Linked DNA regions of Homo sapiens: region 2 is linked to region 1. A link is an interaction called in ENCODE POLR2A ChIA-PET data of the cell type or tissue named here. Cell type or tissue: B cell. All regions are shown on one strand. Links, peaks and the distances in the headings refer to the core of each region. The heading gives the core; the rest is flanking DNA.

Region 1 (5,678 bases), core at 1,189-5,188:
TGGCTGACACCTATAATCCAGCACTTTGGGAGCCAAGGCTGGAGGATCACTTGAGCCTAGGAGTTCAAGACCAGCCTTCACCATATGGTGAGACTCTGTCTCTATTTAAAAAAAATAAATAAATAATCCTAGCACTTTGGGAGGCCGAGGCAGGTGGACTTGAGGTCAGGGGTTCGAGAATAGCCTGGCCAACATGGTGAAACCCTGTCTCTACTAAAAATACAAAAATCAGCTGGGCATGGGCCAGGCGTGGTGGCTCACACCTGTAATCCCAGCATTTTGGGAGGCCGAGGCAGTTGGATCACGAGGTCAGGAGATCAAGACCATTCTGGCTAACACGGTGAAACCCTGTCTCTACTAAAAATACAAAAAATTAGCTGGGCGTGGTGGCGGGCGCTTGTAGTCCCAGCTACTCAGGAGGCTGAGGCAGGAGAATAGCGTGAACCCGGGAAGCGGAGCTTGCAGTGAGCTGAGATCATACCACTGCACTCCAGCCTGGGCAACAGCTCCGTCTCAAAAAAAAAAAAAATTAGCTGGGCATGGTGGTGGGTGCCTGTAATCCCAGCTACTTGGGAGGCTGAGGCAGGAGAAACTCTTGAACCCAGGAGGCAGAGGTTGCATTGAGTGAAGATTGCACCACTGCACTCCAGCCTGGACGACAGAGAGAGACTTCATCTCAAAAATAATCATAATAAAAGAAAAAAAATTAGTGAAATCAGATTTTCTATATTATGCCTTACAAGGTATAAAAAAATTAGGAGTCTCTAAAATATAATTTTAAATACATATTCATTTATTGTAGATAGCAAAAAAATTTCAGTTTAGCTGGAGAACATTACTAATGTTCACTATTAGAAATATTTTTTATGTATTGGGGACTAAGCACTGCTACCTACTAAGGATGTCATTTTGAAGCAAATGAACAGGGTTACCTTCTTCAAATTTGCTGTTCAGTGGGGAATGCGTCTGAAACTAGGATGTATGGTGATGGCTAAGCTGAGACCTAAAGGTAAAGTAAGGAGTCAGAAACATGAGGGGCAGAAAAGGGGTATAAATTTGCTGAATCCCACCTATTTCAGGAAAACTAACACAGTGACATACAGAAGATACCCATCTAGGTATTCATATATGTTTATGTATATAGATATCTTTGGGGGGGTGAGTACCACAGAGGCACATAGTTCTGAAGCACGAGCTACCAAAAGTTTATGCTTTTAAGTATAAAGCCTGTAGTTGTCTCCTGCTATCAGTAATGGGCAAAGCAGCAGCACAAGGAATATTAGAGAACAGTATAAAATAGTGTAAAATTAAATTTCCAGGGACCACAATTGCCTTTTAAAATTTGGAAACATAAAAATAATCAATTTCAACTCCACAATTTAAAAATAGGAAAAGAGAGGCTGGGCACGGTGCCTCACGCCTGTAGGCCGTGAGCACTTTAGGAGGCCAAGGCAGGTGGATCACTTGTGGTTAGGAATTCGAGATCAGCCTAGCCAACATGGTAAAACCCTGTCTCTACTAAAAATACAAAAGTTAAGGCCGGGTGCAGTGGCTCACGCTTGTAATCCCAGCATTTTGGGAGGCTGAGGCGGGCAGATCATGAGGTCAGGAGTTCGAGACCAGCCTGGCCAACACAGTGAAACCCCGTCTCTACTAAAAATACAAAAATTAGCTGATCATGGGGGCAGGCGCCTGTAATCCGAACTACTCGGGAGGCTGAGGCAGGAGAATCGCTTGAACCTGGGAGGCGGAGGTTGCAGTGAGCGGAGATCGTGCCACTGCACTCCAGCCTGGGCAACAGAGCTAGACTCCGTCTCAAAAAAAAAAAAAAAATTAACTTGGCGTGGTGGCACATGCCTATTATCCCAGGTACTCAGGAGGCTAAGGGAGGAGAATCACTTGAACCTGGGAGGCGGAGGTTGCAGTGAGCCGAGATTGTGCCATGGCACTCCAGCCTGGGTGACAGAGTGAGACTCTGTCTCAAAAAAGTAAAAAAATAAAAATAGGAAAAGACAATGACTCAAGATCATATAGCAAGCTAGTAACATTTATTGAGTACTTTCTATGTGTCAAGACACTGTTCTTTTTTTTTTTTTTTTTTTTTTGAGATGGAGTTTCGCTCTTGTTGCCCAGGCTGGAGTGCAATGGCATGATCTCTGCTCACCACAAGCTTTGCCTCCCGGGTTCAAGCAATCCTCCTGCCTCATCCTCCCAAGTAGCTGGGATTACAAGCACCCATCACCATGCCCAGCTAATTTTTGTATTTTTAGTAGAGACGGCGTTTCTCCATGTTGGTCAGGCTGGTCTCAAACTCCCGACCTCAGGTGATCTGCCTGCCTTGGCCTCCCAAAGTGCTGGGATTACAGGTGTAAGCCACTGCGCCCAGCCCAGACACTGTTCTAAGAGTGTTACAGGTGTAGTCTCATCAATGCCCAGAGAAGGTACTGATGTTATTTCCATTTACAGATGAAAAAAACTGAGGCAGAGCAGTTAATTAACTTAATGTCATTTAGAGTGTAAGTTGCAAAACCAAGATTCTAACACAGGCACTGTGCCTCCAAAGCCCCATGCCGTTAATAACCACAATATATTAAACTTCTCTTGAAACAAAATACAAAACTCAGTGCATTTTCCACTATGTCATTTCATCTCCCTTCCTCAAACAGTACTTTAAAAGACAGGATATAAATAGCATAACTCAGCAATAACTATCAATATTACTGATGCATAACCTTTTGACCTAGCAGTTCTACTTCTAGAAATGTATATGGTACAGATGTACTCATTCACATTCTAAATGTGTATTCAAGGATATTCTTTAGTGTTGTTAATAATAGCAAAGGATTGGAAATAAGTATCTATCAAAAGGTATGTCCAGTGGAATACAGCCATAAAAAGGAATGAGGCACTGATGCATGCTACAACATGAATGAACCTTGAAAACATTATGCTAAGTAAAAGAAGCCAGACACAAAAGCGATATATTATAGATTCTGTTCATATGGAAATGAAAAATAGGAAATTCCACAGAAACAGAAAAATGATTAGTGGTTACCAGGGGCTAGAGAGAAGGGGGAATGAGGACTGACTGCTAATGAGTACAGGGTTTCTTTTTGGGGTGATGAAAATATTCTGGAATTAGTGGTGGTAATTCCACAACTTTGTGGATATATTTAAAATCATTGAACTATGTACTGTATTTATTTATTTATTTATTTATTTATTTGAGATGAGTCTCACTCTGTCACCCAGACTGGAATGCAGTGGTGCCATCTTGGCTCACTGCAACCTCTGCCTCCTGGGTTCAAGTGATTCTCCTGCCTCAGCTTCACGAGTAGCTGGGATTACAGGCACCTGCCATCACACCCAGCTAATTTTTGCATTTTTAGTAGAGATGAGGTTTCGCCATGTTGGCCAGGCTAGTCTTGAACTCCTGACCTCACGTGATCCACCCACCTCGGCCTCCCCAAGTGCTGGGATTACATGCGTGAACCACCACATCCGGCTGAACTATATACTTTAAAAAGATGAATTTTATAATATGTGAATTATATCTCAAGGTGGTGGGGAGGACTAGGCATTCCTTGAGGTCAGAGACTCCAAGCAGCAGAAACTCTCTCCTGTTGCTGGGTTTGAACAAACAAGCTGCCATGAGTTTTATAGCTGCCAACAACTTGAAGGAATTTGGGAGCGAACCCTTTTGTAGTTGAGTCTCCAGGTGAGAATGCAGCCCAGCTGCATGATTCTAGCCTTGTGAGACTCTGAGCACAGACCCCAGCTAAGCCATGCCTGGACTTCTGACCTGCAGAAACTGTGAGCTAATACAGTATTGTTCTAAGCCACCAGGTTTGTGTTAGTTGTTATGCAGTAATAGAAAACTAATACAGAGGTCACAATATGCCTGGCATTTTCTTTTTCTTTCTTTCTTTTTTTTTCTTTTTTTTTTTTTTTTTTTTGAGAGGGGTCTTGCTCTGTCACCCAGGCTGGAGTGCAATGACACAATCTCGGCTCACTACAACCTCCACCTCCCAGGTTCAAGCAATTCTTCTGCCTTGGGCTCCCGAGTAGGTGGGATTACAGGCACACGCCACCAGGCCCAGCTAATTTTTGTATTTTTAGTAGAGACGGGGTTTCACCATGATGGCCAGGCTGGTCTTGAACTCCTGACATCAGGTGATCTGCCTGCCTCGGCCTCCCAAAGTGCTGGGATTACAGGCGTGCACCACTGCGCCCAGCCATGCCTGGCATTTTCTAAGTGCTTGCCTGGCATTTTCTAAGTGCTGTGTGTGTGTGTGTGTGTGTGTGTGTGTGTGTGTGTGTGTGTTTTTGAGACGGAATCTCGCTCTGTCGCCCAGGCTGGAGTGCAGCAGCGCGATCTCACCTCACTGCAACCTCTTGCCTCCCAGGCTCAAGCGATTCTGCTGCCTGCCTCAACCTCCCAAGTAGCTGGGACTACAGGCGCGATGCCATCACACCCGGCTATTTTTTTGTGTTTTTAGTAGAGATGGGGTTTCACCATGTTAGCCAGGATGGTCTCGATCTCCTGACCTCGTGATCTGCCTACCTCGGCCTCCCAAAGTGCTGGGATTACAGGTGTGAGTCACCGCGCCCGGCCAGTGCTTTGTATATTTTAACTCATTTGATTTTCACAACAACGCTATGAGGTAAGTACTCACATTATTCCCATTTTTCTAATAAAGAAGCTCATTAGGTGCTAAGTGTTTAAAAAAAAAACTGGCTGGGTGCAGTGGCTCACATCTGTAATCCCAGCACTTTGGGAGGCCAAAGGCAGGTGGATCACAAGGTCAGGAGTTCAAGACCAGCCTCGCCAACATAGTGAAACCCCATCTCTACTAAAAATACAAAAATTAGCCAGGCATGGTGGTGCACGCCTGTAATCCCAGCTACTCGGGAGGCTGAGGCAGGAGAATTGCTTGAACCCAGGAGGCAGAGATGGCAGTGAGCCAAGATCACACCACTACACGCCAGCCTGGGTGACAGAGAAAGACTCCATCTCAAAAAAAAAAAAAAACAAAAAAAAAAACGAAAAACAAAAAACAAGGCGCAGAACAGGATGAATAGAGGGTTAGTATTTATATCAAAAAATGGGAAATACAGTGAAATATATACAAATATTTACATCTATTTGCATAAAACTTTACTGGAAGTCTACATAAGTAGCTAGCAATATTGATTGCCTATGGAAAGGGAACAGGGGCTAGAAGATAGAGATGGGAGAGACTTTTCCCTCTATGTCCTTTCATACTTTTCATGTAAAAGACAGGTTAAAAAAAAATATATATATATATATATTCTTTTTTTTTTTTTTGAGACAGGGTCTCCCTCTGTCATGTCATGGCTCACCCAGCCTTGACCTCGTGGGCTCCAATGATCCTCCTGCCACAGCCTCCGAGTAGCTGGGACTACAGGTGTGTACCACCATACCTGGCTAATTTTCTTATTTTTTGTAGATATTGGGGTCTTACTGTGTTGCCCAGACTGGTCTCAAACTCCTAGGCTCAAGCAATCCTCCTGCCTCAGCATCCCAAAGTGCTAGGATTATAGGCATAAGCCACCATGCTTGGCCAAAAGATGTGATTTTTGATGCTCACATATATCTTGAGCCTTGTAGGTCACACAGCTAGGAGGCTTTTTGTTTTTTAACATTTTCATTTAAA
Region 2 (5,678 bases), core at 543-4,542, 470 kb after region 1:
AATGAGTAGGGAAGTGTGGAGAGAGGACGGGGAGTGCTCGGTACTGTGGCCCCAGAATCTCTTCCTGAATTTCCCTGTTGTCCAGGCCCCTACTCCTTTGTCTTGCTCCTGGCCCAGACAGGCAGCCACTGTGGACGGGGGACTGGTCCCACAACCTAACACAGGGTGGCTGCTCAAAAAAAGGGTCTCCTGCCTCCTCACTCCAAATAAGTCTTTTTGAGCTTCAGATACTGAACAGTTACAATAAATCCTAACCGTGTGAGTGCCTGTGCTGCACCCAGAGCAAATGTGCACACTCCAGAGGAAGGGGCCATAAACCGTCACTCAACAGAGACCACGCTCAGGCGGCGGACTGCTGCTACATTTGGTCCATACTGCACTGCATTTTCCTCAGATAAAAGGGGGCCGTTTTGGGAGAGAAGAAACCAGAAATCACCCGGACAGAATAAAATCACAGGGAAAGGGTTTCTAAACCATATGGCCTATCTCAGGAAAACACACCTCTTCGTTCCAAGGAAGCCCTCCCTTTATCCCATTAACCCTCCCACTCTCGAGTAAAACAGTCCATCGCAGCACAGAAGTCTGGGGACACTGCCAGCATTTTTTAAAGGGTTACTATTCAATGGGGGGAAAAGATCTACAAAAATGACCAAACAGAACACTTGGAAAAACTCCTAGTTTTGAAGGCAATAAAGTACTTTTTACATCTGAAAAAAAGTTGTATTTAAGGCCTAATCCCTCATGATTTCAAAAGGATTCATATGAAGTATTCATTTAATGTGTGAAATGTAAATATCCATCCAAACATTTTAATTAATGCTACCAATTTCCATTCCGTTTTCAAAGTTGATACTTGAATTTTATATGGCTTTTCTGGTACGTTCAAGCATGCTTCCCTACCATGTAGTAGTTTTAATGAAAAGCCTCATGATTAACGTCTATTAGATCAGGTATGGAATGAAGAAAGGTACAATAAAATTACAATTTACTAAGCTTCCAATAATACTTGCCATCTACTGCCCTTTCAAGTCTTAAGGTACCAGCCATATGCAAATAAGACATTTTAGCATTAGTTTTACCATAAAATGAATGCTTCTTAAATAAGCACAGTAGAGGTAGTTTTCATTTACACTATTAAATCAGAAAATTTATGAGCCCATTTCCGTTTTAGAAGAGAATTACATGTGTGTTCACATCACATCTTTATTTTGTCGTCCACCCAGTGATTTGTTGAGGACAGCTGGTACCTATTAAGTCCCCCCCTTTAAATGTTGTAGCCTTAATTAGCTACATCCACCTTCCCCCAACATTTCCAAACAAGGAACCAAAGAAAAGGGAATCCATTTTTATCATGGATACTTTGAACAATGGAGTTGCAAACATCAATGTTAACAGTCTCTATTAGAAACTAGTTATTCGTTTTTTAGGCCACTTCACAAAAACATGGTACAAATGGAGTTTTTGTTATGTAGGTAATTTTTTAAATTGTTCAATTTTTAGTTTCCTGCCTGGTGTTATTAATTAAAAGCCTTCTTTTAATATATTGTTTGGGAAAGGATGAAGGAGTCTCCCCAGAGATATTCTTGGTATTATTTAAGCTACAGACTTCTTTCTTACTTGGACTTTTCAGCATATGACTGAACAGGTAGAATCTGCAAATAGAGAAAGCAGCAGGGTGTGGTTTTCTATGAACAGACAACATGCCCTTCCCAGACACCAAAGGGTTTCCAACTCACACAATGAGAAATTGTTGATTGGATTGCTTTAACCTGCCATATATAGATAAAACACACACTGACTTAATTTACAATGTCGATATCTCTTCTTTTTTTTTTTTTTTAAAGACACATTTACATTTATGCACTCAGGACTTCAAGTGTGAATTCTGTTCAACAGACTAAATTCTGAGCAAGATAATGGGCCATCTCAAAGATTCCCCCCTTGGATTTGTTTCTTCAAGACTGGCCCTAGCTTTAATCTGCAGTAAGACTATCTGTTTCAATAGGATGTGATCACTTGAGGGCTTGTGTCTTTTCAATCAGCCGGTGGCCCTGCCGGGTTTAGAGTGGCAGAGGGGAAGTGGCCTGTGGTTAAACAGAGGAAATACCAAGGCATTTTAATAGAGCAAATAGTCTCTTTACTTCCCACCGGGAAGAGCTTCAAAGGCTGTGGGCCCCGGAGGAGACAATGTGTTTCGGAGGCCATCAGTCACCTAATCGTGTGTCAGGCCCATTCAGAACATCCAAGCAGCCAAGACAAACACTGCCCAGGAGGACAATGCCTCCCACTGGCTGGGCAAGTCTGGCTGGCTGGAGATGGGGCCTGTAGCTCCAGCACAGACAGCCCCCCGGCTGACTGAGGGCAGGAGCTCTCCAAATTTGGGAGTAGATGGGAAATGGAAAAGGTCTGGCTGCCAGGGCAGGGTGGCCAGAGAGAGGTCTGCTCTAAGGCCACTGCACCTCTCAACCTGTCAAGCTCCCTGATAGCTGAGCCCTCTCCTCACCCCACATTCTTACAAATCAAGGGTGGAGGCTCAAGTTCTAGAAGCCTAAAAACCCATCCATCAGAAGCAGGCTGAAGAGGCAGTGGGGGGCCAGGCACGGTGGCTCACGCCTGTAATCCCAGCACTTTGGGAGGCCAAGGTGGACAGATCATCTGAGATCAGGAGTTCGAGACCAGCCTGGCCAACATGGTGAAACCCTGTCTCTACTAAAAATACAAAAATTAGCTGGGTGTGGTGGTGGACGCCTGTAATCCCAACTACTCGGGAGGCTGAGGCAGGAGAATCGCTTAAACCTGGGAGGCGGAGATTGCAGTGAGCTGAGATCATGCCAATGCACTCCAGCCTGGGCTCCAGAGCGAAACTCCGTCTCAAAAAAAGAGGCAGCGGGGAATGAAGGAGGACAATAAAATTGTTGATGGGGTAGCCCCAGCAGGAGCAGACACCTGCTGGGGCACAGTATATAAAAAGTTCAGGGACAGAGGAAGAAAAAGCCTTGAAAGCTTTAAAAAAGAAAAAAAAAACATGTTTTAGGCCAAATGAAGCATGAAAAATACTTAAAAGCACTAGCAGTTCTTTCCTTTGTTGGGAAGTTGTAAGATTTGAACTGCTGAGAATCTGATTTGGATCCTGTGCTACTCCTTCCTGAGACTGTTTTCAGACAAACCCAGCTGTTCTAGGGAGGAACTCAGGGGAAGTGTCAAGTCCTCTTCACTCCAGGCCTCCTCATCTGCCCCAGGCCAGAGGCACCCATCCAAACTAGCTTCTCCCCCGCCCCGCTTCCCTGCTCCTCCCATCCTCACACTCCCCACCCAGCCTGACCCCTTTTATCGGTCAGGGCTCTGAGAAAGTCTTCACATTCTTCTCTAAGGCCAGTGACATAATTTAAAGCCAAACTCTGATTTTAAATGTTTAGAATGTGTGTTCTCCCCTTCTTTGGATTGTGGGACCCCTGTCCCCTAAAACAATAGGTCTCATCCTGGTTACAGCATGCGTATCCTCAAAAGAATTTGTTAAAATGCCAATTCCTGGGCTCCACCTCACTCTCACTCTGATCCCATTAGCTTTCAATCTGCATTTTAACAAGCTCCTGAGGCAATTCTGATACTGGAAGGCCCAGGGTGTCACTTGGAGAAAAAGTTAACTGCTGGTCTCCTGGTCACGGAGCTATATGCCCAAGTTAATAACTAGCACAATGCCCCAGGCACTGCAGGGGCTTGGGGTTGGGTGGATGGCTGAGGTTGGGGAGAGAAGGGAGGGCTGCTCAAGAAAGATGGACATGGGCCAGAAGAGTTCCCAATTAACTAGGCAAAACAGGCTGGAAGAAAGCTTTGCACTGCTTATAAAAACGTCTCTCTAAAAAATGTATCAACCAGGACTGAGTAATTTTTTAACCAAGAATTCTGTAACAGACACAAGAGCATCTGTAACATGGACAACATGGCCATACGATAGGCAGACCAGATGTGGGCTTAGGAGCCATGAGCTGCAAGTGAATGAAAATGCATCCAATTCAGAATCAAATAAACATGTCTGGGCCCACAGCCAAGGATAATTCTTGGATTGGACTTTTATCAGGAACCTAAATTTTAACCAGCTGGAACTTCTCTTTTCCAAGTACCACCCTATTCCTTCCTACCTTTTGTGATGAAGTATTTGCCTTAAATGGGAAACTTGCATTTCATTGTAAAGATGATGCCAGCATCCTGGCTTCCCGAATTCCTGAAGGAGTAGTGTTTTCTTGCAGGGGGAGTAGGAATTATGTTCCAGGGATAATAGACCAGAGAAGGTGGACCCCATTTAGGTAAGGAGGCAAGAAATGTTCCCTCCTCCCCCACTGCAGGAAAAGCCACTAAATACAAACCTGTGGGAGTAGATTCCTAACTCCTTGTTCCATAAAAAGGCTTCTAGACCAGCAAGACAAGGGGAGGGAGAACTTCAGTATGAGTGACTGACACAATTAAAGTTATGAACCAAACTTGCTTCTAGTTGCAAACAAAACCATTCCACTCTAGAAGCAAGAGCCAGTGTAAATGAGGATGGTGTGGTCCCTCTGGAGGTTTTACAAATCATTACTTCTGTGTGAACACAGTATTTATTACTCAAAGAGCAACCTTACCTGGCAAGGACCCTAAGAGAATTTTTTTTAAGTAGTTGAGGAAGTGTGCCCACAACTCATTTCTAAAACACTGACCTGTGTTCAAGATGGTATCAGCCTCTTAATTGCCCCACTAATAATGGGGAGGTTGTGAAACCTGACCACTTAAACCAGGCCAGCCCATGGCTCCTCTGGGAGCAGCCCCGAAGGGTCTGTTAGCAGGGCTGCAGAGGGTTGGCTGGCTGTAGTCACCTTGCAAGTCTTGCAAAAATACACATTCCTGCAAGGGCAAGGGTTCCTGAAACAAATGTTGCCTGGAGATCAAGGGGGTCATTTGCTCAGCTCTGCTCCAGCACCTAAATCCAGTTTCTCAGGACTTGGTGCTGCACCTTGCTGCCCCCTCTCAGGTTCTGAGTATGGCCCAGGCCCACAGAAAGCCTCCTCTGATTTGCATCACATATAGTCGACCCTTATCCTTTTATGTTCCTACAGCCCCACTGTAAGCAACCTTAGAGCTGAGGCCAACATCTATGGACTAAGTACCTCTTATTTGGTAGGGGACCCAAACATGAATCAAATACTCTAGTCACTGTGTACCAGTACTTCCTAGCTGACTCCCTGACAGAGCAACTTCTAGAAGACATGACCTAGGGAGGTGTGGACAGGGACAATTTTTTGCAGAAGTGATGCTAGGGCCGAGAAAGGAAGCTGCAGAGGTGTAAAGGAACACAGGCAGGAACAGCATGTGCAAAGACAATGGACCTTGATGCCCTGATCTTTGCCTCTACTTCTTAAAATCTATCAGGAAATACAGGATTTAGCAGGAAGGCAGCAGGGTCTAATTTGGTTCAGCCAATATTTACAGGGCTCTGACGCCACCAAGATGAGGTTCAGTGCCTGGCTAAAGAAACTAGTCTGAAGACATAGAAGTGAACAAATACTGACAAAGCTGTCTGATGAGACTAAAGTGCAAGGACCTGCATGAGAAGGTAAAGCAAGGGGCATGGCATTCAGGAGGGCTTCCCTGAGGAGGTACCACCTGAACTGAGTCTTAAGATAGGCAAGGAATTCTCAAGGGAG

What was found. ChIA-PET counts read pairs that join two places held together with the same protein. Peaks named below come from ENCODE experiments on the same cell type or tissue, not always from the same donor. Only the 100,000 strongest peaks of a DNase experiment are listed, where the experiment ranks them.
Region 2: POLR2A ChIA-PET joins it to region 1 with 8 read pairs; 2 of 35 experiments call an interaction of 5 or more read pairs at or near these places.

The regions. Positions count from the first base shown.
Region 1 is chr3:56,685,741-56,691,418 of GRCh38, forward strand. No RefSeq gene overlaps it. Among named protein-coding and RNA genes, the nearest start is that of TASOR, 5.3 kb to the left of the region's middle. In B cell, for the core only: no CTCF peak of the experiment used is centred there; no DNase peak of the experiment used is centred there.
Region 2 is chr3:57,157,299-57,162,976 of GRCh38, forward strand. All of the region lies in intron 1 of IL17RD (interleukin 17 receptor D), which reads right to left. Among named protein-coding and RNA genes, the nearest start is that of IL17RD, 5.2 kb to the right of the region's middle. RefSeq lists enhancers at 1,621-2,306, 2,307-2,990. In B cell, for the core only: no CTCF peak of the experiment used is centred there; a DNase peak (open chromatin) is centred at 2,133; H3K27me3 peaks cover 1,612 bases.